2 separate regions of the Mus musculus genome follow, and region 1 is linked to region 2. A link is a loop called in an ENCODE intact Hi-C map of the cell type or tissue named here. Cell type or tissue: gastrocnemius. All regions are shown on one strand. Links, peaks and the distances in the headings refer to the core of each region. The heading gives the core; the rest is flanking DNA.

Evidence for each region. Peaks named below come from ENCODE experiments on the same cell type or tissue, not always from the same donor. Only the 100,000 strongest peaks of a DNase experiment are listed, where the experiment ranks them.
Region 1: it touches region 2 in a loop (4-fold over the local background); 3 of 42 quality-filtered maps call a loop at or near these places.

What each region holds. Positions count from the first base shown.
Region 1 is chr14:32,656,007-32,671,156 of GRCm38, forward strand. 3425401B19Rik (RIKEN cDNA 3425401B19 gene) reads right to left here. Exons shown (of 4, transcript NM_001195097.1): 2 at 12,351-12,444; 3 at 11,811-11,933; 4 at 3,113-8,172. The coding sequence starts at 8,000. The coding sequence ends at 3,762. Among named protein-coding and RNA genes, the nearest start is that of 3425401B19Rik, 22 kb to the right of the region's middle. In gastrocnemius, for the core only: no CTCF peak of the experiment used is centred there; no DNase peak of the experiment used is centred there; H3K4me3 peaks cover 831 bases; H3K27ac peaks cover 3,862 bases.
Region 2 is chr14:32,706,440-32,721,589 of GRCm38, forward strand. It overlaps Gm28651 (a long non-coding RNA gene), which reads left to right. Exons shown (of 5, transcript XR_874509.3): 2 at 12,595-12,696; 3 at 13,195-13,290. It also overlaps a transcript of 3425401B19Rik not described here. Among named protein-coding and RNA genes, the nearest start is that of Gm28651, 29 kb to the left of the region's middle. In gastrocnemius, for the core only: a CTCF peak has its summit at 9,228; no DNase peak of the experiment used is centred there.

The sequences.
Region 1 (15,150 bases), core at 3,478-11,477, 51 kb before region 2:
CGATCTCCTCTTTTATATGCAGATGGTCCCCACTTTATTTGCATAAGTCCACTCTGTTTAGACTTCAGCTTTGTATCCCTTACACGTAGCTTGGGTTATGGAAAGCTGTTATGATACCTGGATCCTGATACCTTGTCCTAGGAAAGAGTTTCTTGGCTTCTGTTGTTTGTTCCAGCCACAGGAGCCAACAATCCCAGCTGCCCATGGTAAGTGGAGGTAGCTCAGGCTGCTGGAGATGGTGCTCTCCCACAGCGTGTAAACCAGCCTTACTGCCACTTACTCTAACGCCAAGTAGGAGGCCGGTAAGCTGCCCTTCTGTGTACCAGAAAATGCATCAGACTGGAAGGCAGGGCCCCACCTTGACTCTGTCCAGGCTCAGCTTCTCAGAACTCACTGTGTAGGTAATCCATTGCCACCTAGGCAAGGGATGATGCACACTGGGATTCTAGGGTTCAAGTCAGCTCTCTGTTGGGAGAGTGCTGACAAGTAGGGGGACTGCATTTAGTGCAGTGCCAATTAGGTGATAAGGATGTCCACCTAAAAATGAGAGAGGTTCAAGCCCTTGGCACAGGCCTTCCCTGTGAGACTGTTTCTATTGTAGTAAAGGCCAAAGAGGTACCTCTAGTGGGGCTGAGGTCTGTCTCTGCAGGGAGAACACAATACACCATGTAAGCTCTTGGCCATTCTAGCTTAAGAGTTCCAGAACATTTGAGTGCACCTCCCATGAGACAAAGGAGCTCCAGCTAATAGAAAAATGGCCAGCCTTCTACAGAGGCGTTGTAGGCAACATCCACAGTCTCCACAAACTACACCCATTCATATTTCTCACTACTTTCTTATTCAATACAGTGGCAAAAGGAGGGATTTTTTTGGGGGGTGGGGTGGGGGACAACCAAATGAGTAAAATATCAGTTCAAAAGCTGAAGGATATATCAATAAGTTTATCTCTTGAGGCTATAATTTCAGTTCTCACTCTGATTAGAAATAATAATGAATAATTAGCTAAGTCAATGTATTTTGATATGGTATGACAAATCTCTTGGTATTTGATCAATGTCATCTTTGATAAATAAAACCTGGGAGACGCCTTCTGTCTTCCTGGGCCCATGCATACCTTAGATGTCTTGACTTGGTTCAGATGCCATCTGCCCAAGGAAGGCCCCTTTCCTTCTGTGCTGAGTAGGGTGCTCCTCAGAGCTACCTCTAAATTCCTGAACATACGGGATGGTAATTGTCTTCCTTGTCTGTTATACTGGAACTCCAAGTGTACAGAGACCAAATTTTACCATGACAATTTTGGTGTCCAATTGAAGTATCTATCATAGTGCAAAGATTTGCAAAAAGGAAGGAGGAAGAGAGGAAAAAAGGAAGAAAAGAAGGCAGGAGAAAAGGAGGGATAGAGGAAGGAAAGAGAGACACACACACAGGCAGGCAGGCAGAAAGAAAGAAAAAAGGAAAGACAGAAGGATGGAAGAAAGAAGGAAAGAAAAGAAAGAAAGGGAAGGGAAAGGAAGGGAAGGGAAGGGAAGGGAAAGGGAAGGGAAAAGGGAAAGGGAAAGAGAAAGGGAAGGGAAAGGGAAAGGGAAAGGGAAAGGGAAAGGGAAAGGAAAGGAAAGGGAAGGGAAGGGAAAGGGAAAGGGAAAGGGAAAGGGAAAGGGAAAGGGAAAGGGAAGGGAAGGGAAGGGGAAAGGGAAAGGGAAAGGGAAAGGGAAGGGAAAGGGAAAGGGAAGGGGAAGGGGAAAGGGAAAAGGAAAGGGAAAGGGGAAGGGGAAGGGAAGGGGAAAGGGAAAGGGAAGGGGAAGGGGAAGGGGAAGGGGAAAGGGAAAGGGAAAGGGAAAGGGGAAGGGAAAGGGAAAAGGGAAGGGGAAGGAAAAAGGAAAGGGAAAGGGAAAGGGGAAGGGGAAGGGGAAGGGGAAGGGAAAGGAAAGGGAAGCAAAGGGAAAGGGAAAGGGAAAGGGAAAGGGAAAGGGAAAGGGAAAGAAGAAACAGAGGATAAGTGAGCATTGTCATTTCCCCTTGACAGGGAGAGGCTGAAAGAGATCACTGGCCAGTGAGTTGGTGGAGACTTACCTTTTATTCCCCAAGCTACCCTCTGAATGCAGGACCACGGATGCTTTGCTGTGAGTGAGGACGGGCTTGCTGGGCTCCAGGACTCCATGACATGACCTTCTTCCCAATGTGAGTAGACCCCATCGTCTGCCTGAGCCCCACTCCTCTACTAAATCCAAGGGGCGTTAACCCTGACCTCTAAACACCCTTCTGATGAGCTTTTGGCGTCTGTTTATAGCTCTGTCAATACTGCCTCCAAGACGGCTTTCCCCAAATTGTCCTAGCCATTTCCCCTCTAACAATAGTGAGTGTTAAGCCCCAGACTCTTTGGTTAGGTACTTCTTTTCTAGGGGACTTGAGACTTTCAAAATGAGATTTTTAAAAAATATCCTAGTCAGATGATAATGTAGCAGAGAGGACCCTGGAGGTGACTTGGTGGCATCACACAAACACATCTGTCTTATCTCTTGCTATTGTCTTGGGTGAGGCATATTTGTGGGGCAAGTGACTTGAACTTCTGACCAGGAGTTCTGGTCTGACAAGTGTAGTAGCCAAATAGAGAGGCATGGGTAAGTGGGAGTCTCTGGGGGCATTTCCATCATGGAAGTCAGGTGTGGCTTCACTTGCTAGGAAAATAATTTGATACAAAATCCTGAACTCAAATCCTGACTCAGAATATTGCTTCAAATCCTGTTTTTTGTTTTTTGTTTTTTTTTAAAAGACATGGTGAGCTATGCTCAAACTTCCCATTCCCAGTGTGGATGCCAATCCTGTGAACTGCAGGAGGGTGGTCGATTGTATCTGGTCCCTTCTGTCTTCCCATTTGAGAGGAGGACACAGGAACCAGTCAGTAATGTCTGACTTGGTTTCCTCAGTTCATCTCATTTGCTGTGACCATCATCTGTATCCCCTGCAGGAGCTACAGACCTGGACTGAGAAAGTACAGGGTAGGGGTTGAAGGAGGAAGAGGGTCTTGGCAGCTCCCGGGGAGGGGGCTGCAGGGTTCATGACCCCTTTTACCTTCTAGTTGAGAACCCACACAGAAGAAAGACAAGAGTCCAGGGACAGGACCACACTGGCAAACTTGTTTCACATTTTAAATGTTAACTTTTGCTTTATCAGAAGATCTTCTTTGGAGACAAAGTTCCCACCACGAGGAAAACCCTCTCTGCAAGTGATCACTTCTGCAAGATTGCCTTGGGTCTGCTCTTAGCCAGTGCCACCTGAGAGGACCTAAAACTCTGTTGCTATGTGCTATGCTTGACCCCAGGTTGGGTGTGGCGCGATACTTCCCACCTTGCTGCAGGGTTCAGCATTTCTGGGAACTTCTTTGAGGAGGCCAACCCTTGAGAAGGAGAATCTTAGGATGGCTGATGGATGTCCCGTGCCATGTCCCTCCCCCTTGCGCCCCCCCCCTCCACTGCAGGATCAGAGAAGCATCGAGATGACTGGGAAGAGGGGAGTGAATCTTGGCCTTAAGGAGCCTACAGGGGTCCCCAGTTCTTTTTGGACTATAGGGATCTCAAATGGCTAAGTATGAGTTGAAATGTGTGTGTGTGTATGTGTGTCTAGATAGATGATAGATAGATAGATAGATAGATAGATAGATAGATAGATAGATAGATAGATAGATAGATACACTGTTGGAGAGGGTCTGTGACTGTAAGCCTTTCTTGTTTGTGAGAGTGGAGGAGATCAGTCTGCTGCAATTCTCAAGAAACACCCTCTGTGGCAAAGTCCTCTAGGTCGTCTGTGGAGATGATACTTAGTCTTGGAGCTTCTGCACTCTCTTTCTCTGGACTATGGGAAGGCCCACGGGGGCACTGGCCAGAGGCATGCTGGGTAGACTCGCCCAGCCGTTCAGGGGGTGGCTGCAGTCGACTGCCCTGGGAACTCTGGGGCCTATGGCCAGAACCCTGCCTGAGAAAGGTGGGGGCTGCAAGCTGAGAGGAGCAGCGCAGGGGCATCACGGAAGTCACAGGCACTGGCCGGAAGCCGGGGTACAGTAGGTAGGGAGCAGCCAGGGCATCCTGCAGAGGTGGCTCTGAGGAGGCCTCCTCAGAGGATGGGACAGAGACCTTGACATACTTGCCAGTCTCAGGGTCATAGAAAGTCTTGATTTTCACTTGGAGAGGCACGTCGAAGACGAAGTATTGTCCTGACTGGGGATCCTGGAGCACCTTCTGGGTGGCGGGGTAAGGGGGAAGAGGCGTGAGGGACTGGGGTCCCCAAGGCCGCCTCCCTGTGGGCTCCCAGCCACAGGACACTGAGTGGCGGTGCGTGGGCGGGGGCAAGGAGCGAATGGCAGGGAACCTGGGCCGAGGCCCCTTTCCAGGAGACACAGGCCTTCGCTCTGTCCCCTGAGTGTCCTCTGTGAAGGACTTGCCCTCCCAGGCCTCCGTATGCTTCTCCAGCAACTGATCACTCTTCCTCCTCTTGCTTGCCAGCTTCTTCGCCCTGCGCAGGGCCTTCTCCGTCTTGGGAGGGACTGCAGGGGGCTTGCCTGCCGCCTTCTCCAGCAGAGCAGGGGGCTCAGGTTTCTCAGCAGCATCAGCTAGCAAAATGCCTCTCGGAGAGAGGGCCCTGAAATCTGAGGGATCCGAACCTTCAGCTTCCCATGTGAGGCCATGGGTCATGTCCTCCCTCCGAGTTAGCCCCGTAGGGCCCGGGCTGGCCCAGGGGTTGGGGCCAGGAGGCTCTTGGCGCTGCCAGTGTTCCCCAGCGGCCTGGGAAGCCTCTTCCCAAATACTGCTGGCTGCGGGAGAGCAAGTGCTGCTCTCTCCTAGAGAGCTGGGGTTGGGGGAAGTCTCTGCCTCACTGGGGACAAGCCTTCTTCCAGACGGTCCTGCTCTCGGTGCAGACAAAAAGTGGCCTTTGAAACCTTGTTCTTCCCAATAGGTATGTTGTGGTAGCGATGGGGGCGAGTCTTCTAAGTCATCCGGGAGTAAAGCGATAGTGGGGATACGCTGTGGAACCCCCAGTTTCCCCAAGTCTGCTGATTTGCTTTTCTCTTGTGCTAGCCCTTCACCTGCCGTATCTGGGGATGGTTTCATTCTGTTTTCCTCTTCCACCGGTGGTAGAAAAGAGAAACTCCCCTTCCGGGTTTGCTGAGAAGTCTCATCCTGGGCTGCGGTGTGTACCGGGTCTTCCTGCACGTCCTCACACACCATACACCTGTGCTGGGTGCCCGGCACGTCGTTATTGGAGAGTGGGGTGTTAGGCATTTCTTGGCTTTCTGAAGCACTAAGGCCGCCAGCATCTTCGCCCCACAGTTGCTTTGGCAATTCATTCTCTTGGTGTCCACTGCTCAGTGAGTCCTCTGAGGAGACTGTCCTCAGGAGAGGCAGAATAATAGGCTTTATCACCGGGGTGGCCCTGAGTGTGTTGTCTTTAATTGGGAACAGTCTGTGCTTGTTGGTAGAGGCTGGCAAGGGGGTTGGGTCCTTGGCGTGTGTATGAGCTGTGTCCTTATCAGCCCCCATCCACGAGCCTCTGGCACTGAGGTCCTCTGCGGATGCTTTCCTGGGTCTTCCTCCTGAAACACCTTGTGCTTTTCTTTGTATTTCCTCCTGTCTCTGCTCGTCCACACCTCTGTGTTCATTACGTGAGGCACATTGCTGTGACTCTTCTTTCTCCACCGCCGTCTCGTCCCTCTGCTTGTCACCTGCACTCACATGGCTCTTCCTGTCTTCCTGGGGGCCTTCTGTAAAGCATACCTTCTGCTGATCTTCAAAAGAAGCAAAGGATTGGTCTGAGGAGCTGGTGCTGAATTTAGCCTTTGTTTGGCGGCACGGAGTAAAATCAGACTGGCTGTCGCTGTAAAACACATCCTCCTCCTCAGGGGAAAGGGGTCCTGGGGAGAACTTCTGGTTCAAGGGTAGACTCTGGAACCCCGTTTCTCGCTCAGTCTCTGTCTCCTGGGAGACAGATCTCGAGAGCCCATTCTCTAGCTGGTGGGGCTTCATTTCCGCCATAGCCGGTCCCATTTCAGACTCCCTGTTGAAGAGTTTCAGGGAGAGATGTTTCCGAGGAAGGTTTTCCCTGCAGTCTGGATGCCCGCCACCCTTGGAGGGATCCAGCTCTGACTCTCCGTTGGCTTCTTCCTTCTCATTACTGTTACTTTCTGCAGCTTCCCCATTGACACAGAAGTGGGTTTGGGAGCTAGCTGAAGGTGAACTGAAGGTCGGGTGGCTGACTGCAAAGGATTCTCTAGAGTTGATAGCAGGATCCTTCTGGGTGCTGCTGTGCAAAACACCAGGGACATTATCTGGCAAGAGCTCTGTGGGAGGGTTTTCTTCAAGCCCATCGGGAAGGGTGACCCCATTGCTCAGAGGTTCTTGCTTGCTATCAAGTTTACCTCTGGTTTTCTCATCAAAGCCTTTTAAGAGAGGCAAGGGGCTGTATGTACTCTTGACACGTTTCCGAACATCTTTTAGGTTGAACAGCAGGCTGGGCGCTTTGGATTTGTAGCTATCCCGAGACTGAGCCTCACTGGACTCCTTCTCCTGGTATCCATTTAGCTGTCCTGGAGGGGATGGGCTTATTTCCACTGGTTGGGTGTCTGAAGTTTCCAGGACATGCTTTGTAGATATAATTGGGGTGAGGAGTTTGCTGATGTTAAAAGGGGGATTGTAATGGTCATTGGACTCTTCTGGCATGTCTAGAACACCGTTTTCTGGAAGTTGACCCTGAGGGTTAAGTTTTGAATACAGAGGTAGACCTCTCCTATTGGGCTGTTTCTTGTCTTCCAAAGCATCAGGTGGACCATCTGTCCCTCCTTTGCCAGTCTTTGGCTTCCTCCATGGGGCCTTACTCCGCTTCACCTGAGGGTCAATCTGTGAAGCATTCCCCTCTACAGGGAATAGCTGGGATCCTGGATCCCTGGCACCCCAGGCTCCAGATGTGGATTGGCTCCCTGACGGTGACCTGTTCTCTTCCTGGGCACAGTTAGCTCGGGCCTGGTAGGGGGAGCCTTTGGACTCTGCAGGGTAGGGCTCCTTTAGCAAAGGCATGTCTTCATAATGTTTGGGGGCTTTGCTTTCTGGGGTGGTTTCAGCAATGTCCTTTCTCTCCCGGAGCTTTGGTTGGTGGGTGTCCCACGACTCAAAGGCACTGTTTTCACTGTGCAGAAAAGTCCTCCTTGGAATCCACTCCTTCCCTCTTCCTGGCTCAGCTGTGGCTGGCTTGAGAGGTGGAGAGGGATACCTTGGCTCAAATGAGCCAGCCACATGGTCAGGTGTCCGGAGGAGGCTGTCTGAGCTGTGAGAGGCTATTTCTGGGTTCTTGGGAGACTCTTGTTCTCCAGGAGCCCTGCCAGACTGATGGCTGCCCTGATGGGTGTTGGAGACTTCAGCAGGCACCCTCCTGACGGTCAGAAAGGCCGAATCGAAGCAGAAGTTGACACCACTTTCTGGGGGATGTGCAAACTTGGGGGGATTTTTGAGAGCCGGAGGCTTGCTGGGAGGAGGCCGGCTGTCACAAGATTGAGTCTCTGTCCTGTCAAAGGATCTAATGAGTGATGAGACTTTGGAGATGGGTTTGCTGCTGCTCCTCAAGCCTGAAATGGGCACCTCCAGTCTCCTCTGGACTGGGGTTGGCAGAGGACTGGTTTTGGGGTACTTTTCTTCGCCCTGAACGTACTTGGGTTGCTGTTGGAAGGTGGCTGCCCAGCCAGAATGCTCTGTGCCTTGAGATGGAAGCTGGCTCCAAATCCCACTTTTCCTGTTGGCATGGCCCACTGTTTCCTGGTGAAAAGTCCCCGACACCTGGCTGGTGACATCTGGGGACAGGGCCAGGTCAGAGTCATGGAAGGATGTGTCCTCCGAGATGCACAGACTTCGGAATGCCCTGTCTGTGAGGTTGCTCACCTCCCTGTCTGCTTCATCCAGCACACTGCCGATGCTGGAGGTATCACTGAACCCGTCTGTGCATTTTTTGTTTCCCTGCATCATCTGTCAGCTTCCGTAGGACTGTCTCCGTCAGCTTCTGTTTGGACGTGTCTGTCAGCTGTTAGGTGCGGTTCTGTGAGATGCCGGTGAGGGTTAAGAGAAACCCACCTGTCCCAAGGTGGGGCTTTGAGATGACCAGTTAGTTACAATGGCAGCTGGATGTTCTTTTTTCTCTCTGTAAACGGAAGAGGTACGTGATGTGAATAGGATCCGCAGCTTAACTAATCTATACAACTGTCAGTCTTAAATGGATAAATGTGTGTACCTGTAGTGAACTTCGTGTGTCAACTTCAAGTGCACTATTTTTGGTTAGCAGTTCATTGTCATGACAGTATTTCTTGGATGTGATTAGCATTAAAAAAAAGTAGACTTCAGGCAAAGCAGATTATCTTGTGTCATTCAGTGAATACCATCTAAGCAGTTCAAGGCCTTGAGAGGAAAGATGATTGAGGGGATATGGCGAAATGGCTGCGTGTGACTACATCAAACTAAAAGGCTTCTATGTAGCAAAGGAAATCATCACCAGGATAAGAAGGCAACTGTGTATCCTGTAAAGAATCAACATCAAAAGCATGTAAGGAATGCCTATGTAATGGTGAATAGGCATAGCAACACCTGCTCAGCGGCACTAATTGTCTGGGAAGCATAAGTTAAAATCATAGTGAGGATGGGGGCTTGTGTTAGGTTAACTAGTGAAAAACCAACCAACAATGACCCAAAGAGGTGTGTGGGGAGACAGCTCAGGAGGTAAAGTTCATGCCGGCAAGGCTGCTGACCCGAGCTTAGTCCCAGGACCCACATGGTGAAAGAAGAGAACCATCTCTCACTAGCTAGCCTCTGACCCCCCTACTCAGAATCATGGCATGTGCATATCTATACATACAGCCCAGAAAATAAATAAAATGAAAAATAAAGCGATGAAGGGAAAGAAAGCCACTTCCCACTGCGATTAACAGTGTAAATTAGGGACTGGAGTGATGGCTCAGTGGTTAGAGTATAGGTTGTTCTAACAGGAGAACAGAGCCTGGGTTTCCAGTACCTACAGGGCATCTCACAACTGTCTGTAACTTCTGTTCTAAGGATCTGATGACCTCTTCTGACCTCTGCAGGCACCAGGCATACCTGTGATGGACATACAGGCAAAATCCTCATACACATAAAATAAAATAAGTACATTAAGATATGAGTTAGTCCCAATCACAAAAGAACTCACATGATATGTACTCACTGATAAGTGGATATTAGCCCAGAAACTTAGAATACTCAAGATACAAGATACAATCTGCAAAACACATGAAACTCAAGAAGAACAAAGACCAAAATGTGGACACTTTGCCCCTTCTTAGAACTGGGAACAAAACACCCGTGGAAGGGGTTACAGAGACAAAGTTTGGAACTGAGACGAAAGGATGAACCATCTAGAGACTGCCATACCCGGGGATCCATCCCATAATCAGCCTCCAAACGCTGACACCATTGCATACACTAGCAAGATTTTGCTGAAAGGACCCAGATATAGCTGTCTCTTGTGAGGCTATGCTGGGGTCTAGCAAACACAGAAGTGGATGCTCACAGTCAGCCATTGGATGGATCACAGGGCCCCCAGTGGAGGAGCTAGAGAAAGTACCCAAGGAGCTAAAGGGGTCTGCAACCCTATAGGTGGAACAACAATATGAACTAACCAGTACCCCCTCCCCCCAGAGCTTGTGTTTCTAGCTGCATATGTATCAGAAGATGGCCTAGTTGGCGACCATTGGAAAGAGAGGCCCATCGGTCTTGCAAGCTTTATATACCTCAGTACAGGGGAACCCCAGGGCCAAGAAGTGGGAGTGGGGGGAGGGTATGGGGGGATTTTTGGGATAGCATTGGAAATGTAAATGAAGAAAATACCTAAAAAAAGAGATGTGAGTTAGTCTTTATAAGCACCATAATCATTACAGTCACTGTCATAAGAGTTCCTCAATATAGCCAAGTGTATATAGCCAGCGTGATGCAGCCAGGGCCTACAGAGACATGGCTCTCTCTGGGTAACACTATTATCAACAGACCAAACATGGAAGCAGCCTAAATATTCACGGACACGTGAATGAATAGGGGAATGTGGCATGCACACATTAGAACATTGTGCATGCTTAAAAACAAAGGAAGGCCTGATGTTAGTGACCACATAGCTGAAGCTAGAGGACATTGTGCTAAGTGTGAGAAACCAGGCACAGAAGATGAATAAGTGATGGGATCCCATTTATGTGAGGAATCTAAAAAAAATCAAATTCCTAGAAACAAAACAGAATGGAAAGCAAAGTTTTAATTATTTATTTCTCCTTCTTCTTCTTTCTTCTCTTTTGTGTGTAAGCATGTAGGTGCCACCATGTATGTGTGGGGACAAGAAGTCAAGCTTTCGGGAGTCTGTTCTCTTCTTCAGTCACACGAGTACAGGGCGTCAAGCTCAGGCTGTCAGTCAGGCTTTGTGACAAATGCCTTTACCTACTGAGCCATCTTGTCAGCCCCTAAAGTTTTGATTCTTTTCATGAGAATAAGGCCCAGAGCTGTCCTGTGGAGTATGGTGCCTGTAGTTAACCATGCTGACTTTAGAAATGTGCTGGGGCTAGTTCCGAGGTGGTGTGTCTATCATTTGGAATCTTACTGCTTTTGTTCTGCAGAGCCTAACGTTCAGGTGGGTTATGTTTGCAGAGTCCTTCTCTGACCTTCCATTGGGCTGTCCCTTCTTAGTCTCATTGCTTCCTTGTTCCTCGTGCACATGTTATATATACAGTGTGCACCTGGAGCTTAGGCGCATGGGGCAGTCTGTTCACAGGTTGCCACTCATCTCAGAGCCCCACCCAGAAGATGCTCCTCCCTCCTGCCTCCTTCCTGCAACGGTGGCTGCGCTGCGACTGTGGCTCCTCCCTGGGCTCCAGAAGCGTCATCACTGCGCACTGCTGTCAGGAGACTGGCTTCCATTCTTTCTGAGTGATTCCATGATCCCTGGCTCTCCCCTCATCCTGCCTGTTCCTCAGCTCAACCACTCTTCACATTCTCTACTTTAAAAGCTTTGGTGAAATAGACGCGATATAAAGTTTTCCGTCTTAACTACATCGAGCACACACTTGCGGTAGCGATCCTATTGCTATCCCTTTCCAGCTCGGTTCAAGCTTATAAAAGTGACACTCTGTCCATAAAGTGCCATCTCCCTGGTCATCTCTCTCCTATTTCCCACCTTCTCTATCTCACTTGCTTTTTTCTGATTTGTTTCTTTGAGATGAGAGGGCTGTGTAAGCTTACGGACTGACCATCCTCCTGCCACTGCTGCCCAGCACTACGCTTGCAGGGATACGCCTTTATATTTTTATGTTGCTGGGCTTTGCTCTGCCACCTACCGAATCTCCCAGCCCTCAGTTCTGCTTTGTAATCTTGCAGTATTTTGTCCTTTTGTTTCTGGATCACCTTGTTTACTGTAATACCCCTGAGCTTTATGTAATAGTCAAGGTGCCTGCTGAACTCCTCAGACTGCATGACTAGGGGACACGCATCCATTGCCGTTTGTCCTGGAGATGCTCAGGCGCTGACACATGCTAGGGAGTTCTCAGGAGGAGAACTCTCAGGGTGCTCTCCACGAACTTCAGCCTCTAACCTGAGCACCATATTCTGTTTTTTTGAGACCAGTTCTCATATAGCCCAGAATGACCTTGAACCTCTTGTCTCCACCCACCAAGTGCTGGGATTGCCGGCATGTACTAACACAGGTGTCATGAGTCTCCTTCTCACACGGAACCATTTTCTTTTGTATGTTCAGGTTCTTGCACGTAACCTTACCTGATCTTGGGTTCAGTGTGGTTCCACACAGACAGGGGAGATGCTCACTGATGCTCAGGAAAAACCCACATGGCTTCTGCGCACCAGCTTTATTCAGAGGATTTCTTCAATTCTGGATGATCCCTGGAGTCAAATGGGATAGTCATTGCACAGGCTGCAATCCTGCCCTCCCCAGCAGTACCTTTGGCCCATTTGTAAACTGCAGAAGGTATTTCCTGATGCAGACTTTTGGGTTGGCTCCACTGGGCTCTGATTTGGACCTGGTATCCCCCTCCCCCAATCTCCAGTTTGAAACTACTGGAAAATGTTAAAAGCTGAGAAGGTGTGGTGTAGCGGGAAGCCGGTGGCCCTCCTCCACACTGCTAACAGGCTGCAGTGAAGTGAGCCACTACCTTCCCTACCTACTCTCCATGACATTCTTCTCTACAGTGTTAAATCCATGGAACCAACACTCAAATGAGCCAAAACGGACTTTTTCCTTCTTGAGTCAATCATCTCTGATGTTTGCTATGGTGATGGAATGCTGACTTACTCACCTACCTGTTACGGCAGTGGGGCTGCAGGGGCCTGGCTTTTAGGATCTGTGTTTTTCAAACATGTTTGCGTGCTGAGATTTGCTGTCATCACTGCCCATCTAGAATGAAGAGGAAAATATGTTTTCAGTGAAACAAGAGGCAGAACCTCAATAGAAGAACTGTCTTCAAGTGTCAATAGTACAGCTTATAAGGTAGTTGGCTGACAATCCTTTATATTTACATTAAAATGCATTGAAATCTAAATATAGATACTTTTTGGTAAAAAAAAAAACAATACATAGTTAATATATATTCTTCCCCAAATCCATGAACTTGCTGGTGGTCTAAAGAATCTCTCTGAACTCCTGGTAAGCCTACGAGGGATTTCTGACAGGAGTGAACCAGTTCTGAACCTCTTCTTTCCTAGTAAAATCTGGGCAAAGGCCCCTTCCCAACTAAGTTGGTAACTTAGTTTTTGCAGTAAAGGGACGTAGAACAGCCAATTCAAGTCCACTCAGCAGACAGCTGCGGTGTTCGATTTATTGTTGGCAGGAGGTGTGAGTATCTATTCTGACAGCTAAAAGAACCCCAAAGCTGCCCAGGAGGGTTTCCAGCGTGCTCAGGATGAAGGTAAACTAATTAAAATAAAGCCACTGTGCAAATCCTAAAGGCAGACCCTTGGGGCTTCCTCCAGACCTTCTCCAGATTGTAGCTCCTGGATATTAATCTAGCCTAAGCTAGTTTATTAATAATATTAATAATCATAATAACTCAAATTTGGGGAGCATATTTCTTTAGAGAATCAGAGAGGCACTTTGTGTGTACTGCCATACGGCGAGGCCCATCTCGACTCCCCAGCTGGCTTTGATGGGTCTCTTTCCTGTTCCCACAGCATGCTGCCGTTGCTTTTCCCAGAGCACACTGCGCTGTGACAGATCAGATATCAGGATCCATATGTTCTACAAATTGATGATTGATTCTTTCTCTCACAAGCTAGAAGGTTCTTTGAACCTGGAAAGAGGATATTATATGCCTGCATGCTGAGCACACCAACACGGATGTGGCAACACTTTCAACTGAGTATCATGATTTAGACCCTAACCCAAGCAAACCAAGGCACGCACAAATGCAAATGGTTGAAAGAGCAAGATGATAGTGAGTTTGGTGACAAAGGGACCTGACTTTAGGCCCCAAGAGCATCTGAAAAGATTGGATTGACTAATTTATATCACCAAATAAAATGCATTGCATGGCCAGCAGCTCCTCTGAAGTACAGCAGGGAGGGGAGTTCAAGCCAGCTACTGCCGTACATAGACATGACCTAGGCGAGAATGACATGGTGGCGCTTATTGTCAGTATGTGGAGGCCCTGCCATTCTGTGCTTAGACCTCCCCTGACTCACCTGCCTCATAGGTTCATTGTCATGGCTGCTGGGATAGTCTCCACTGGCCATGGCAGCACCTTGTTCACTCCTAGGAGCCATTTGAAAGAAGCCCACCTAGGCTCGTGAGTCCTCTGGCACATGATTGGGGTGACAGGACACGCTGTGCAGGGCTGAGCTGTGTGAGAATAGGAGCTGATGCATGCATGGGGGACATAGTGAACATGTACCTGGGGTGGGGTGAATTTCTCCACGGGGCCCCAACCTTTCAAAGCAGCTGTTTCCCTACACGCTTCCTGCGCCTGCTGCGCCTGCCTTTCCCGAGGAGAACCTTATCTCACAGGCTTTGCCGTTGGCTTTTGTTTGTTGCTCCTGGATGAATCTTCCAAGGGTCTGGGACTGCTGGTCTGACTGAATTTCTGGCTACACTTAAGACTGCTGGCTTCCCGCAAGTTCCCTTGGCTCCTCCTTGTCCTGCTCGGGTCCACTTTTTGCCTTCCCTTCCTTTCTGTATGTTTCTTCTGCTTTTAGCTAACGGTTCTCTCCTTGCTCTGTAACATGGACATAGACATAACCCACCTGCCTGGGAGGGATGAATAAATTCTAATGAGGCACCTGCTCCCCTCTTTGGCTATCAGACTATCAAAAGAATGGACCTCAAGTTTTTTTCAGGTGTCTTATGTGGGAAGAAGAAATGGCTGAAGGCCTGGGGCCACCCTGAGGAGGAACTTGTCTCCTGGAGAAAGATTTTATGACTTATCAGATGGTCTTGCAGAAGAGACTTGGGGCTGAAGCCATGGTGGGCTGGGACCACGCCTGGACACACTGTTCAGCCATACACATCTCTTTCTTTCTGTTGAGACTATCCTCACGCCAGGATACTCTAAGACCGAGTTGGGGAAGTTGCCGGGTATCTTTGTTCCCTTTCCCAATGTGCCACATTGGGTAAAACTCCCTTTTCTGCTTTCCACTATTAATGTGGTTCCTTGGAGTGGCTTACTGGGGATGGATAACTGAACTTGACTCACTGGGACACAGGCTATGACCCCTGAAACCTGGTAACTGTGACTTTGCTCACATCTGAGCATCTATATCCCAGGCTGTATCCAGGCCCAGCTGCATGTCTGACCCCAGCCCAAAGCTCCAGCCACCTGCCAGCCAGCTCCAAACCTGTGGCTCTCTCCCTCCAAACTCACATGTGTTTTGAAAGCATCTAGGTGCTGTCTCTGGGAATTCCACTAACTTCAGAAACACAAGCAACTCCCCTCTCTTCTTCTTCCAGAGTCCCCCATTTTCTCCATTTCTTAGGCCTGAGATGTGTGTGTGTGTGTGTGTGTGTGTGTGTGTGTGTGTGTGTGCAGGTGTGTGCTTGCCACAGAGCCCATGTGGCAATCAGAGGGCAATCCCAGGAGTCACTCCTTCCTCTCACTTTGTTTGAAGGGTC
Region 2 (15,150 bases), core at 4,328-12,327:
GAGCATATGGATACACGGTGTGTGTGTGTGTGTGTGTGTGTGTGTGTGTGTGTGAGAGAGAGAGAGAGAGAGAGAGAGAGAGAGAGAGAGAGAGAGAGAGATTACTCTCCAGTCAGTATAGAGCATCCAAGCTTGCACATCTGGATGGCAGAGGATCTCTCTTCTGCTTTCATCTCTGATTGCTGTGCATGTGTGCCCTGTGTGTTAGTGTGTGTGCACTGTATTAATGTGTGAGAGGGTCTGCCTTGGCATGTGAGTCTGTGCACATGTCTATGCTTTGTGTGTACCTTGGGAAGGTACCTGTTACTGGCTCAGTATTGAATGGGTGTGTGCTGACATGATAGCTCTTGGTCCTGTTTATGAAAATGCAAGTGGCTAGAAGCAGCACCCTGTATCTCCCTGTGACAGTCCTTTCTATAGGTGACCTCTGCCTTATACACACTTGGTGTCTACTTCAGCAGGAGCTTCTACAGGGGACCTTGTGGTTACTGGTAGATGAAAGTACGATTTTTTTTTTTCACATCCAGAATTCAGGTCTTTTGCCTGTGACCAGCTATGGTGGGTCCAGAGTCATGAGGGGGAGTCTGAGTTGCCCCTACTAACCTCTTCCACCTACGGAGTCACGCCAGGCATTGCTAAGGACTCAGTGGGGTGGATCTCACCAGCCCACTTTCTCAGCAAGAAAGATTAAACAGAAGACATATTGTCCAAAGATATCCTCTAATGACATTAGAGTTTTGCTTACACCTCCAGTCCCCTCTAATGCCCCCATGAGCTCAGTGAAGCAGGCCTGTTAGCCACACGGTGCAGACTAGACTCAGAGAGATTAGTGACTTGCTGTGGGAAACACAGCCAAGAAGTGGATCGAGTAAGAACTGGGGATTCATTGACTAAGCCCACCATCCTTGGATCTGAGGAGGTAAGTCCATACCAAAATTCTTCGGCTATAGAGAGAAGTGCTTCCAGGATAGAAGGTTCTGGTTGAAAGCCAATCCAGACGCTGAGCTGACCAGAGGCTGCTGGTGTTGTGGAGGAAAGCTGCAGCTGGCTCTCAGGAACCCTGGAGCCTCAGAGCAGAGCATCTCCCCACCCATATCTGCTCAGTGCTAGGCAGAGCCGCCTGGCACCAGGTCCTTCGTGCAGTGACCCCAGACTGAACATCACTCCTCTCATTAAATCCCTCCACCCTAAGGACACAGTGGTTCACTTACCCTGATGGTGATCCCCTCAAAACGGCGGAAGAAGGGCAGGCACAAGGGTCCACAGACTGGGCCCAGAGGGGCACCCTCCAGGGCACTCTTGCTTCCTCCCCTGGAGAAGCAATGAGACAGCAGGAAAGAATCTGCTCACGCCCAGTCCAGTGGAGCCTGCCTTTCGCCCAACACCACATATGACTTGGAAGCTGGCTGGGCATTCTTGTTCAGAAAGGGACCATGGCCCAGCACTCTGAGAGGTACAGAGTACCCTGACTCCGCCCCTGCCTTCCTCTTGGTGTTGGCTCTTCCCTGCATAGTCCCCCTGTCTCCTGGGGCCAGGCCTCTGACCTTGGTGAAGCCCTCTCTTGACCCTGTGCCCTCCCTCTGGCTCTATTTGTTTATAAATAGACCCATTTCTCATCTTCCCCTGCCCTGGGCTCCACACCCTGGCAGATGTAACCTCAGGATTCCCTTCCCCGCCAAGAACAGACAGAGCGGGCCCAGCCAGCCTTGTAGGTCCTCCTGCAAATAGCAGCTCACTCGGTCAGATGCTGCCAGCCACGTGTGATAACCATGCAGTGGCTGCCGTAAATGACCACACGCAGTCAGCTCAGAGGTTGTATTTCCTTACATTACGGAGAGTGGTAGCTGGGAATCAAGCAAGTTCGCATGACTCCATGCAAGGACTCCTCTTTACCTCTCCCAGAGCTGGTGGTCCCACTGCCCCCTCAGTCTCCAGCTCTCTGGAAAGGTGCCACTTCTTCTCTGTCTCCCTCAGATGCCCCCACACTTCTGCTTATGAAAGCACACATACCACTGGGGTTAGGGCCGGTCTCAGTAATGCAATCGCACCTGCAGGGACTCTTTCTCCAAGTAAGGTCATAGTCCATGAGTCTGGGCCCGAGGCTATGGACACTTTTTTTGTTTGTTTGTTTGCTTTTGAGGAGGTGGGGGTCACCATTCAATTCACAGCAGTGGGTCAGAAATGAAATTTATTGCGATGATCACTGACAGGTAAGTCAAACCAGGATGGTTGAAAAAAACAGCACAAGACATAGATCCATCCTGAGAGTGCAGGGTGCCTCCGTCCTGTTGTCTCCTCTGTCCTGGTGTCTGGGGTGTCTCAGCCTGCCTAGGCAGTGCTGATTCTGAAGACAGCTCTTTAATGGTGACTAACACCATCTAATCCCAGGGCTAGGGAGGAGGCTGGGTGTCATCTTGGGCTGGACAGTGGTGGAGCTCCTGGGTCAGCTGCCCAGCTATCGGCTGGATTACTGAATGGTCAATAGATCCGGTTGAGCTAAGACAGCTGGAGTCAGCAGGCCACGCACGTGGAGACGCCTGCTGGTTACTCTGGCTCTCCTGATGATGTGGTATGATTTGTAGCTTGGCACCCTGCCACCGTGATGCTTACAGAGTTGATCAGCTGTCACTCTGCCCTGTTCTTTGCTGAGAGCAGGTGACCTGGGTATCCTCTTATGGTGCTTGCAGACTCTTCCCATCACTGTTGCCGTGGACACTTGGAAAGGCTCAGTTTCCTTCCCAGTTAAAGGAGGAGGAACAGACCCATCCAACAATAGTGTTTGGGGTCCCAGGCTGGATCCCTTAGAGCGGTGTGGCATGCAGTATATGCATGCAGGAGGCACTTAGAAAGTGGTTGCTCAGGTGGGGACAATGTCCTCTACTCATCACGTTGGCTGGCACCCTCTTACTTACGCCCTCATTTTCTCCTCCTCCTTTAAGTTGTATGTGTTGGCTTTTCCCCACTGGTGGCCGTACCCAGTCCCTGTAGCAGCTGGGAACCCTGGGTCTGCCACCTCCCTGGCCTGAATGTGATTTTACACTCCTGTTGGGCCCTCTGATTTAGCCCTGCCCTAGGAGCCTGAGCCTCCCTGATCGTCTTTCAAGTCATGCACCCCAGACCATAGTCTTCAGGTGCTCTCTCCTTTGCCCCTGCCCCTCCCTCTTCTTCCCTCCCATCCCCCTCCATCTCCTGTCTTCCTCTGTCTGATGCAGACTGTGGATTTTTGCCTTCTCTGATGTACATTGTACTCATTTCTAAGACTTGACTGGTTACCCAGAATCACATTGCTGAGGGTCTGGATGGCCGGATACTACTCTAGGTTCTGAGATCTTTCCTCCCCACTAAACAGAGCTCCAGCCTGCTCTCCTACTGGATAACAAAGGTGATGACAGAGGGCATAAGTATTTAGGTTGCACTTCCTATGTGACCTTGGGTAAACTGACTTGATACCTCTCTGGGTCTTCTTTTTCCTGTGCTTTGTACTTCCTACTTACTTAGGTGGCTGTGCATTAATCCACGCAAAAGAGTTCTAAGGTGGTACAACGGTGTTAATCTGTCATGGAGTTTGTAGGTTCCAGAATAAACAGTTGCGATACTATTCGATAAGGAAAATATGGGGTGCACCGAAACGGCAGTGGGATCACTTTATTGTCTAGGGGTCCTGGGTATGATGCCCATTTCCTCAGAGGCCATGAGTTGCATGAGGATGAGGATGTGTCAGTCATGGATATCTTTCAAGGTCTAGCACCATGTGGGTTCCTGGAACTCTGCAAAGGCCTGCAGAATGAAGGAATGGAAGGATAGATGGATGGGCAGATGGATAAATGGATGGGGAACACTGAAAATGACTGCTGAATGAAGGAATGGGTAAATGAATCATAGAAAGAATAGATGGACAGATGGATGAATGGTTGGGTGGATGGATGGAGGGGCAGATGGATGGAAGGGTGGATGGGTGGATAGGTGGATGGGTGGTGGATGGGTGGATAGATGGGTAGATGGATGATGAGGGGTAGATGGATGGAAGGGTAGATGGGTGGATGGGGAACTCTGTAAGAGCCCGGTGAATGAAGGGATATATAAGTGAACAGATGGATAAGTGGGTGGATAGATGGAAGCAAGTGGTGATCAAACCTAAGAATGGGCAGATGGAGGACTAGACAGGTGAATGGGTGGATGGAAGGCTGGATGGACTAGTGGCCATTGGGCTTTATTCAGGCACTTGGTGTTACTCATGAAATGTGATAGAAGGTTCCTGTTCTGTTTCATGCCCCTGGGCTAGTGGTATTTATTTATTTATTTATTTATTTATTTATTTATTTATTTATTTATTGTCTTTTTAAAAGTTTGTTAGCACTTATGTTTTTCTGCATGATGTTTTACCTTACTCAACAGGGTATATGATGTTTCTAGAGGTTTCTAATGAAATTTTTTCTAATTAAAGAAACTAATATGAATTTCCAGTCTGTTGGATCAGGAAGGCCATGGCCTTACTAAATCTCCTATTCTTGTGAGCGATACCTCTGCCTCTAGAGTGATTACCAGTAGCTTAAACTACCTTCAGGGTAGTTCAAACTCTCACTTACAAAGCCAGCTATCATGGCAGAGACTTGTCTTACTCTCAAAGCAAAAATGTCACCTGCTTTCTCAAGATCTTACTCCTTATATGGGTTACAGGGTCCCTGGATGTCAGGTGCCAACCCGCCCAATGCCAGTCATTTGAGACAAGTGGCGCTCCAGGGTGGGCCAGCTTGTTCAGAGACCTTGGATAGAAAGCTAGTCATACCCTGCCTTCCAGAGCAGTGTTCGAGTAAGTTTCTTGATTCTGTTACTTCACCTGCCTTGCACCTGAGGGTTTGACCTTGACTTGGATCCTGGAAGATCACTTGCCATCCAGATTTGATGGCTCTGACCACTCACTTGGATTATATATTCACCGTGGTCAGACTCAGAGCCTAGACCCCACCTTCCCACCATACCTGCTCCATCATTATCTCCTCATGTTGGTACCAGTAGCTCCAAGGAGACCAATTCTACCACAAGGCAGCAGGGAACATGACAACCTTAGCACTTGTTAAGACTTTCGAGTTATCTCATCTTGGGTACCTTCATCAAAGCTTAAGCTAAAGGCTTGAGACAGGTAGTGCATTTGGGACAAAGTCCAGGGAGGTTGTGTTTAAGATGAGAAGTGCACCGAGATACAGTGAAAGTCGGTTCAAGGTTGCAGTTGGGGGTTTTCTGTAGCTAATATGTAGGAATACTATGCTATCTGGCACAAATATCCTAGTAGCTTTTTGAACTAGCATAAAACCCCCTGGGGTTTGCTTAGATAGAGTTCATTCATCATTTGAATCCCATCCTTCCATAGATCAAGGGTGATCCTAGATATAAATAAATACCCATGTACTTTGGGACTTTGTGGTATGGGTGTTCACTGGGGCCCCATAGTTGTGTCCAGGTGCCCTGGAACCAGAAGAAAGTCTCAGATAGGAAGTGAAAGGCACCTAGAGGGTGCCCAACAGGAGGACTCACAGTCCCTGAAGCAAGAGGAACTTAACTGTCACATACACACGAGTTGTCAGTGGCACTTAAAAAGGTGTTTTGGGACATGGACTTAGATGAATCCAAGAAATGGATGTGGCAGGTGTCAAGCTTGTGCCCTCGTCAGCAGAGCTCTGCAGTGCCTCTCCACCTTCACTCCTCTTTGGGATTGGTCAGTTTCCATATTATTCACACTCTTCCCAAGCCTCTAACCAGGCTGCCTTGTCCAGGGTTCTGTGTGAAGATGTTTTTATACAACTATCCATGGAAGACAGTTTGTAAAGAAGTTTCAAGCAGCCACACCACTTCCTGTATGACCTCTGGCAGCATGCGAGGGACCTGATCCTCTCTGTCACGCATTGTCTTGGTCTTATAGATAGTGTTCAGTGTCTTCCTTGGCAGATGCCCCGTGATTCTGAAATCATATATGACCTTGCTTGCAGCTGTATGGATGCACTTTTCTTGGTAAAAGAGTTGTGTTCACCTCTGTCCATCTTTGACTAAGTTACTTGCTTCCTTTCGAGTGTAGAAATTTCTTTAATTGCTTTTAAGGTTTTTTTTTTTTTTTTTTTTTTTACACATCTGGATGCTTTCTGTAGGCCCCTTTATTCTTTTAAGGCTCTGTATGGACAGATTTTATTTTGATAATTGCTTGTGCTTATCTTTTTTCTTCTACTTATGGATGGTGCTTTGGGGATCAAGTCAAACATCGTCTGTCTAGCTTTAGATGAGGGTGATTTAGTCCCGATCTAAGGATGTTTATGGCTTTGGTTCATTATGTAAGTCTCTAATCAGCTTTGGCTTATTTTTTCAAGATGTCAGGTAGGTTTCTCTTTCCTTGGATGTTGGTGGCTAAGAGCAATGGCTACTCTTCCAGATAACCTAGGTTCAAGTCCCAGCATCCACATGGAGACTCACGATTATTGGTAACTCCAGTTCCAGAGAATCAAACACCCTCTTCTGGCCTCCACAAGCACCAGACATGCACCACATACATGCACGCATAGACATATATGTGAGCAAAAAAGCCACACACAGAAAATAGATAAATAATAGTTTAATAATTTTATTATCAAATAATAATTGAATAAAGTAGGTCTGGTACATTACATGGTATTTTATTTACAAATATTTTATAACATTTTGTACATAGGTCCCTTAATCCTCTTACATTTTGTGGTCTGTTTTGGGGAGCTTGCCAGGAGCTATAGGGCCACTTCTAGGATCTGCGAAATGAGATAATCAGTTCTTATGGTGGTTTCTGGAGCCAGGCTACCCCTTCTAGTGGGCTTCAGAGGTTACAGAGAAGGGTCACGTATAAGGAATAGCCTTCTGGCCACAGTGAGTCCATGCTCCTCTGAGGATGAGGATGTAGAGACCCTGGGCTGGAGACTTGTCTCTGTTGTAGCCCCTGCCCAGATAATTTGTCATGGAAGCTTCTTAAATATGGAAGCCATGCCAATGGTCTCTGTGTCAATGGTTGTGATACGAGCTGTGTCCCAAGCTGTGGGCAAAAACATTTTCGACTGCTAGGAGAGTGGGAGAAGCTTTGTCATTGCTAGCATGGACTCTGGAAAGGTCTGCTCTACACCCTAGTGTGAGATTCTGTGACCACCCCCTTTCCATGCCCTCTTATGTGTGGCCAATTTGCTTTCCTTGCTCTGATACCCTTTCAGTCACTGTCTGGGACCTACTTCTGTTGATTCCACCTCTGGAATTGTACTGTCACCGTGAGCTTCTTACTGCTGATCCCACAGCATGGCTGCTGTGTGCTGATGTCAGCCATGCCAGACCAGAGTGCTCTAAGCTCTTTAGTCTTTGAGGTTGCTGGTCTTTCACTGGAAAGGCCCAGTGGGGGTTGCTATGGTTTGAGTATGGCTTCTGTGCTGGATACTTGGTCCTCAGGATGGTAGTGTTGAAAAGTGGTGAAGTACCTTAAGAGGTGGGTCTGGTGGGCGATCACTAGGCCATAGGATACCAGCCTCAGAAAGATCCGTTCTAGTTTCAAGAGCCAGCTCTCATTAGAGTTCATTGTTACTAGTGAGGTCACCTGCATTCTTTGCCTTGTTCTGGATACTGTTGCTTCTCTTCCTATTTTCTGCCATGCTACAACACCCAGAGGGGCTCTCACCACCGTTCAAACATGGAGACACTATCCTGGACTTTCAGTTTCTAAAATGTGAATAAACTCCTTTGCTTTACAAAATACTCAGCCTCAGGCATTGTGTTTCAGCAACAGCAAATGGACTAATTCTGGGACTAATTCAGCTCCTGCCATATGTCTGGAAGGATCCCACACTGAACACTGGGTAAATTCCCATAGAAGTCCAGGTCACTTTCCAGCAAGGCCAGGCTGACAAGTTTCAGGGGGGGTCCACAGTTTCATATCAGTTTGCTGCTGCTTTTCTCCCTCAGAGAAAAATAAGGAGCCAGAGGAACCCACCTAGAACTCCTCACTGCTCTGCCATCGAGCCCAGACATGTTCAACACAAGCTGACCTGAGCTGGAGACAAAGTTTAATCATTTTTCATCGCCACTAATGAAAGAAGCACTGCCTTTGGCTGGGTGGTTCAAACTGCCCAAGAAATGAATTTCAAGTCCCAGGTGAAAACTCTAGACCTGGAAGGTCTTGGATCAACTAATGGCACACCTTGTGCACATTTTAAGCCTCCCAATAATGTCCATGCATGTGGCCTAATGGTACCGTAGAGATTTCAGAGTTGGTACATATATTAGTCACTGTAATTAAAATCCTGGAGTTATATTATATGTTATTTGTATGGCAGTTTGTGATGTGTTTAATGCTCCCAGCTTCAGAATTATTAAAGCTACTGTCCCTGGGCTGGCCAAGGGATAAGCAAAGTAAGAGTGTGATCTTATTCCCCCTCGATGGGGCAAGCCGAGAGGAGGAGGCGCCTGGGATTCTCTTATAAAGAGACCAAATGCCAAATAAAGGAATTCCAGCTGTGCACCAGCAAAGTTGAAATGGTTTGTTGGGATCATTAATATTGCAATGAAAACTAATTAAAGCTGGAGCTGGAAGGAGTTCATTAGTGGTTTGGAGCGAAGGGTTCTCCTGCAAAGTCTGCGAGAGCTCGGTGTAACTTGGAACATTGTCAGCCGGGCCTGGGGATCACAAGGCTCCCCACATTTGCACCAGTGACAGACACTGGTAGACAGGAGCCTGGAGGTTCTTTGAGGGCTGAGGCTCTCTTACTGTTTCTTCCCAGAGAGTCCTAGACTTCTGTCGGGAGTGGGCACTCCTTGCAGGCTGCTGAGAATACACTTTGTGGCTGGGGAAGGCTGGGGGCCAGCAGGCTCCTTTCCAAGCAATGAGACTCATTCCATAGCACTTGCAGTGGAGGTGACCCATCGCTTTGCCTGTGTCCTTTTCACTGACATACTGCCATGCACTTAGTCTCGTTCGGTGACTCAGTGGTCCTGAGAACACACAAAGTTGGGATGGAGTAGTGGTAGTTGGTATAGGGGAGGAGTTGGAGAGGGAATAAGGAGTAGATGTGATCAAAACATATTATATGCATATATACAATCAATTTAAAATGTACTTCAAGGATCCTTCAGTTCTATGGAAAAGCGTACAAATGTTGTATTATGTCTCACTGACTTCAGATACTGACTTGGATTCAGAAGACAAGGAATGAAGGTTCTTGAAACCACGCCTCCACCCTGTGGCCAGATGAGGGCAAGGGGCAGGTGTGGACAGAGGGAAACATCAGCTAAGATCTTAATTGGGGGAGACTCAGCCAACACCCCTGAGAGCTGTGGTAGAGGGGACTGCAGAATGTCTTGGGTTGGGTGGGAGTGGCCAGTTGTTCATCCTTGGGCTTTCATCAGTCAGTGGATGGAGATGCCTTCAAAAGGGCTGCTTACTAATAGCATCCTAAATACTTGGTTATCAGCTTCTCCCTCAAAGGGGACTCTCAGTGGCACACTGTATTATCCCTTGATATTTTGGTCATCACAGTCTTGACTGTAACAAAGTGCTTGGATTTTTTTTTTTTTGTTCATTTGTTTTTGAGAGAAGTCATTGCTTTAGTTCTGGTCAGGGTTGAAAAAGCCAAGCAGGTCAGAGCCCTACTACCCACTTTGCTGCACCACTGACAGAACTCTAGCTGCTCTTGTATGCATGATAAATGACTATGGGAAATGAGCATTGCTTTCATGGTTGTAGAGTTGATCTGACAGTGACTAAATATGTCCAAGCACCTGGAATGGCCCCCAAACCACAGCCAAAGGATTTGGAAGTACTTGTTCTGGCCTCAGATGTGATGTGAAAGGTTGTAGAGAGGATTGACCTGCTGAGACCTCCCAGGGCTTCCAGAGAGGCTCTCACATCTCTGAGCCTATGTATATGACCTATGTAAGGCCTCTACCTATAGTCTTTCTTCTTATAGCTCCCATAGGCTCAGAGGGCAAACAACTCCAGGGCTGTGACAAAGAGGGCCACCCTAGAACAAATACCCAGAAAATGGAGGTGGAGATCATGAGGACCACTAGATATTGGCCTTGGGGGATGAGCTGGTACAAGGCTGTGCCTGATACCCTAGGGTTCTTTAAGTTCCTATGTGTTGGCCTAGCAGAGGCATTACCAGGTATGGCTTTGGTCTGTGTTCTACTGTCTAGGGCAAACCCAGCCCAGAGGTCCTTGGGTAAGTAACGCTGCAGTATCACGGCCAGGCTGGTGGGAAGCATTGTCATGGTGTTGGCAGTTGACTCTTTAGTATTGGTTTATAATCTATTTGTTAATGGTGATAGATGTTTGCTAATGGTTTTGGCATATTCTCACTTGACCCAGGGACATTCACTGAGGCTTGGAATGGGAAATAAGCAACACAGTTAGAGGTGGAAGGGTACCTCTGCCCTCACTCTCACCTTCATCTCTTTCTGTATGATGTGAGGAAGTACATCTGGGTGACAGCCATGCAGTCTGACCACAAGCCACATCCAGTCCATCCACGCCCACAGAAATCAGCAAAGTTGGTTTCTTTCAAGTCCCTCCTGAATCACCAACTCACGCAGTTGCAGTGGTAAGAGATTGTCACTAGTCTCAAGAGGAAAAACTAGACTTTCCATCAGGTTGACCATGCGCGGCCCTGAGTATGAAGACATCACAGATAAATAATGGCCTGCTGTTCACCCCAGGCTTTGGCTCTGGGTCTTCAGACACCTAAAGCTAGGCTCTCAGAACAGGTGCCCCGAGGCCTTTGATCACTCCCTGCGATGGAGGAAAGATAACTAGACAGAGTTCTTCTTGTTTTTGTTTTTCTTGTTCTTTTCTTCTTCCTCTTTCTTACCCTCTCCTGCTCTCCCTCCCCCCTTCCTTTTTCTTCTTTGACAGTTTCTCATTATGTAGTCTTGGCTAGCCTAGAACTCACTATGTAGATCAAGCTGGTATTGAATTCATAGAGACTCACCCTGTCCCCTAGTGCTGGGGTTAACGGCATGTGCTCCAATGGTTTGCTATGTGTATATCTCTCCTGGGAGATAGCAGAGGAAAAGAAAGGGCAGCTGTCACCTTCAACTTGTAGGTAACCCCTCTGTTCAGTGGTATGCTGTATGTGTGCCATGACCTATGGAAGGCTGGATACATTGCTTAAGTTTCTCTGCTCTAAGAAGCCTGTCTGAATGGTGGAAGAAAAGAGCTCCAGGCAGCTAAAAATGGAGGCAGGAATCCTCTCATCCTGAGGCAATCATCTCAGACATTCAAGTCAAATCCCATGTCCTAGGAGAAACAGCTTAATTTCTACCAGAATAGCACTCTAGGATTCTGATTCCTGAAGCCAAGGCTCGGGGACTCCCTCAGTGGAGCCCTTGCTCAGTTTGAGTATGGAGCACTCCTTGGGTGTTAAAAGCTTGGTCTCTAGCTTGGCACTGTCGAGGTGAGGACTCAAAAGATGTAGAACCCAGTGGGAGAATTTCTAGTCCTTGGAAGTATGAATACCACATTCTTATTGGAGGCTTGGAAACAGTGAATCTGCCCTTTCATGGAGATTTTATAATTTGATCCATCTTAGGTATTTGTTATAGTAATGGAAAGCTGAATGTGATAGTGTCTTAATTTACTTTCTAAAGACTATGATCAAAAACTTGGGGAGAAAAAGGCTGGCTTTTATGTTCCGGTCACAGCTCATGAAGGGGAACCAGGTAAGGAACTCAAGGTAGGAACCTGGAGGCAAGAACTGAAGCATTTGCATCTCGTGGCTTGTTCAGCCTGCTTTGGTGTAGAACCACCCACCCACAGTGGACTGTGCCCTCCCACATCAACCATCAATCAAGACAATGTTCCACCTACTTACGACCGTTTCTCAATTGAGGTTCCCTCTTCCCAGATAATCATGCCTTGTGTCAAGGTGACAAATACCTAAATAACACAGATGGTTAACACTCACTCGCTATTTGAAAAGACGTAGAATCACCCAGGAGACAAGCCTGTGGGCATGCCTGGAAGGATGTTTTCGGAGAAGTCTAGCTGAGGTGGGAGACACATCATGACTGTGGGTAGCTCCGGCTCCTAGGCTGGGATCCTGACCTGAATAAAAGGGAGAAAGAATGAAACAGAAGCTTCCATCTCCCTCTGTAGTTAACCTTGCTCATCATCCCATAAAAGCTTATAAAATGATAATTATTTAATTGCATATTTGATCTACACAGTATATTTTATGTATTGTATAATTATCACTATCGTAATGAACGGTGGCTAATTCTTCTGTAACAGAAGTCAGTAGCAGAAGGACTACATAAATATCTTTTCTATTTTACTTCAAGATTCTGTTGAGAGGCTGGGAGTGGAGCTCAGTAGGAGAGCACTGGCATTGTATGTATCAGCAGACATAGAGACACAGACACAGACACACACAGTGACACAGGCAGAGACGGATGAGGACACACACACAGAGACACACAGAGACACATAGACACACAGACACAGACAGACTCACACAGATAGACACACAACAGACATACAGACACAGATACACACACAGAAACACAAACATACATTGGACATCTCACCAACCTCTTCTCTTTGTTTAGGGAGGTTGACCTGGTGATGAAACATCACTGCTTTGGGGAGAAGCTCCTCATCCTGCCTCAGAGACTCTCGCTTAAGGAGAGGCCCAGCCCACTCTCTGGAGGGTAAGGATTCCGGTAAGAACGCTTCAAAGCATTGTCCTTTGATCTTCAGGAAAGCCGGCTGTCACAACTACAGTGTTAGAGTCTGTGTCATAGCAGTTGTCTCCCCAAACCTTTCCTCTTAATCTGTCCCATGTCCACTGCCCAATTACTACTGTCATACACGATACTTTTCGGAAAGTGAAGGATTTCTCTGCAGTATATCTTGTCATTGTATTGGATCTCAATTTTCTATACACTGAAAACAAAATAACAAAAACCCAAACCTTTGTCCAAAGGACTGAGTCAATGTGGACTTTATCAAGCTGGTCAAAGGTGGAGGGTTTTATTTGGAGCATGGCAACACTGGGCTGTCTATGGCCAGGTTCCCATCTTCTGGGGCTGTGCTCACATTTTTAAAGCTTAGATGTGAAGAAATGGAATTATTAAGTAGAGAGACATGTTTTGAGGCTCCCAAATTTGTGCACTCATTAGAAGTGTTTGTTTGCTGGTTTGTTTTAGAAAGAGTCTCACTATGTGTCCCTGGCAGACCTAGAAAGCTCTGTGGCCCTGAACACAAGGAGATCCACCTGAGTGCCAAGTGCTGAGTGCTGAGTGGTAAGTGCCGAGTGCTGAGTACGTGCGCCACTACACCCGACCAGAGCCTGTGTTACTGAATTGTCATACTCAACCTTAAAACCAAGAAGAAAGGAAACTCCATTCCATTGCCACCGCAGTGCAGATGGAACAGCCAAAATTTGCAATCTACTCACCGTGCACTGGGCCTTCAGGTCCGGTCTGTGCTTCTACTAGTGTCTAGATTTTTGGTTGGTTCTTATCTGACTTGGGACAGTTCTTTAAATAATATGACAATTTACTTTTGTGTGTGCTAGCTGAAAATAATCTCTTTCCAGCATGTCCTAGCTGGACTTTCATTTTCTTTCTTTTTTCTTTGAGTGTTAGAGATAGAACCCAAGGCTGTCTGGGTAAAAACACCTGCTGTACCAGCGATCCATATCCTAGGACCCATGTTCTCACCTCTACTTGAAGTGAGGTATCTTTGATACTAGATGTACACAATCTTTATAGGTAACATGACTTAGTATGTTAGCATTTTCCCGTGTGCTGTTTCTGTTGTTGATTTTGCGAGCATGGCCACACCCCAGTTGCAGTAATTACTGACATGAGTTTATTTCTCCCATCCCCGAGGTTTCCTTCATAAATAAAAATACTATTTGTTGATTCACCCACTCCTTCCCCCTTGTGTGCGATGTTCCCTCTATCACTCTCTGAGTCTTACACGTCTTTGACATCCCTTCTGTGAACGCTTAGCCTGTTCTATTGATCTGTTTGCACATTCTCCTGCCAATGAAACACTTAATGGTTGGAACTTCACAGCACACTTTAGAATTTGGCAAGCCGACTCCCCCTGCTTTTGAAAACTGCTTCCAACCTTTCTCACTTGTTTATTTTTTTAAGTTTGGAATTATTTTATAAATACTTGTTTCATTAAACGATTCCACTGGTATTTGGTAGGGATTCTATTCACTGTGTAATTGGAGAGCAGTGAGCACTGGCTCACTCTTTTCATCTATTAGTGCCTATTAATGAGACTCTATGGCAACTTAGCAATATACTTGCAATGTCTCCTCTTCATATATTAAAATATTATTTTATAGATCCTGCTAACATTTGTCAGTTATTTGTGTTGCTGACACACATGTGCTATGCTGTTTTTTTTTTCTGCTTTCAATATTTAGTCTGAAACTAGTTATCATGAACAAGTCACTATTTCAGCAAATGGGAGGCTGAGGCAGGGGGATTGGGAGAGAGAGTTCATGGTCGGCTTGGGCAAGACTTGAAAGCAAAGCAACATCATCAACAACAAAACAAACCAACCAAACGAAAAAAAAAATCAAATGAACAAAAAGGAGAAATCTATTAGTCTAGTATGAGGCAGTCATTTTGATACTATGCTGGTTTTATGGCTCTGATTCACTACACAGCCCAAAGTCTCTGTCATTCACTCCCATGGTGCTGGTCACTAATGGTGCAGAATAAATGAAGCCATGAAGCCCCTGACACTGACCTCAAACAGATCCTTCCTCCCTTTAAACTGCTTGTCTTATGAATTTTGTCACAGCAACAAAAATTCTAATGGATGCGACTTTTAAATTATTATTGTTTGTATTTATGATAGTCTTGATTTGTATTATTTATTTATTTATTTTTATTTATTATATTTTCTTTAAATACATTTCAAATGCTATCACGAAAGTTCCCTATACCCTCCCTTTTCCCTGCACCCCTACCCACCGACTCCTGCTTCTTGGTCCTGGCATTCCCCTGTACTGGGGTATTGATTTGTATTCATTCTTCTTATTCTCAGCAATCTTATTGATTTATAATTTATTGACCAGTTTTGTTGAGTCTTGGTAGTTTATAATTCTGTCGACTGTAATGACATAATGCTTAGCT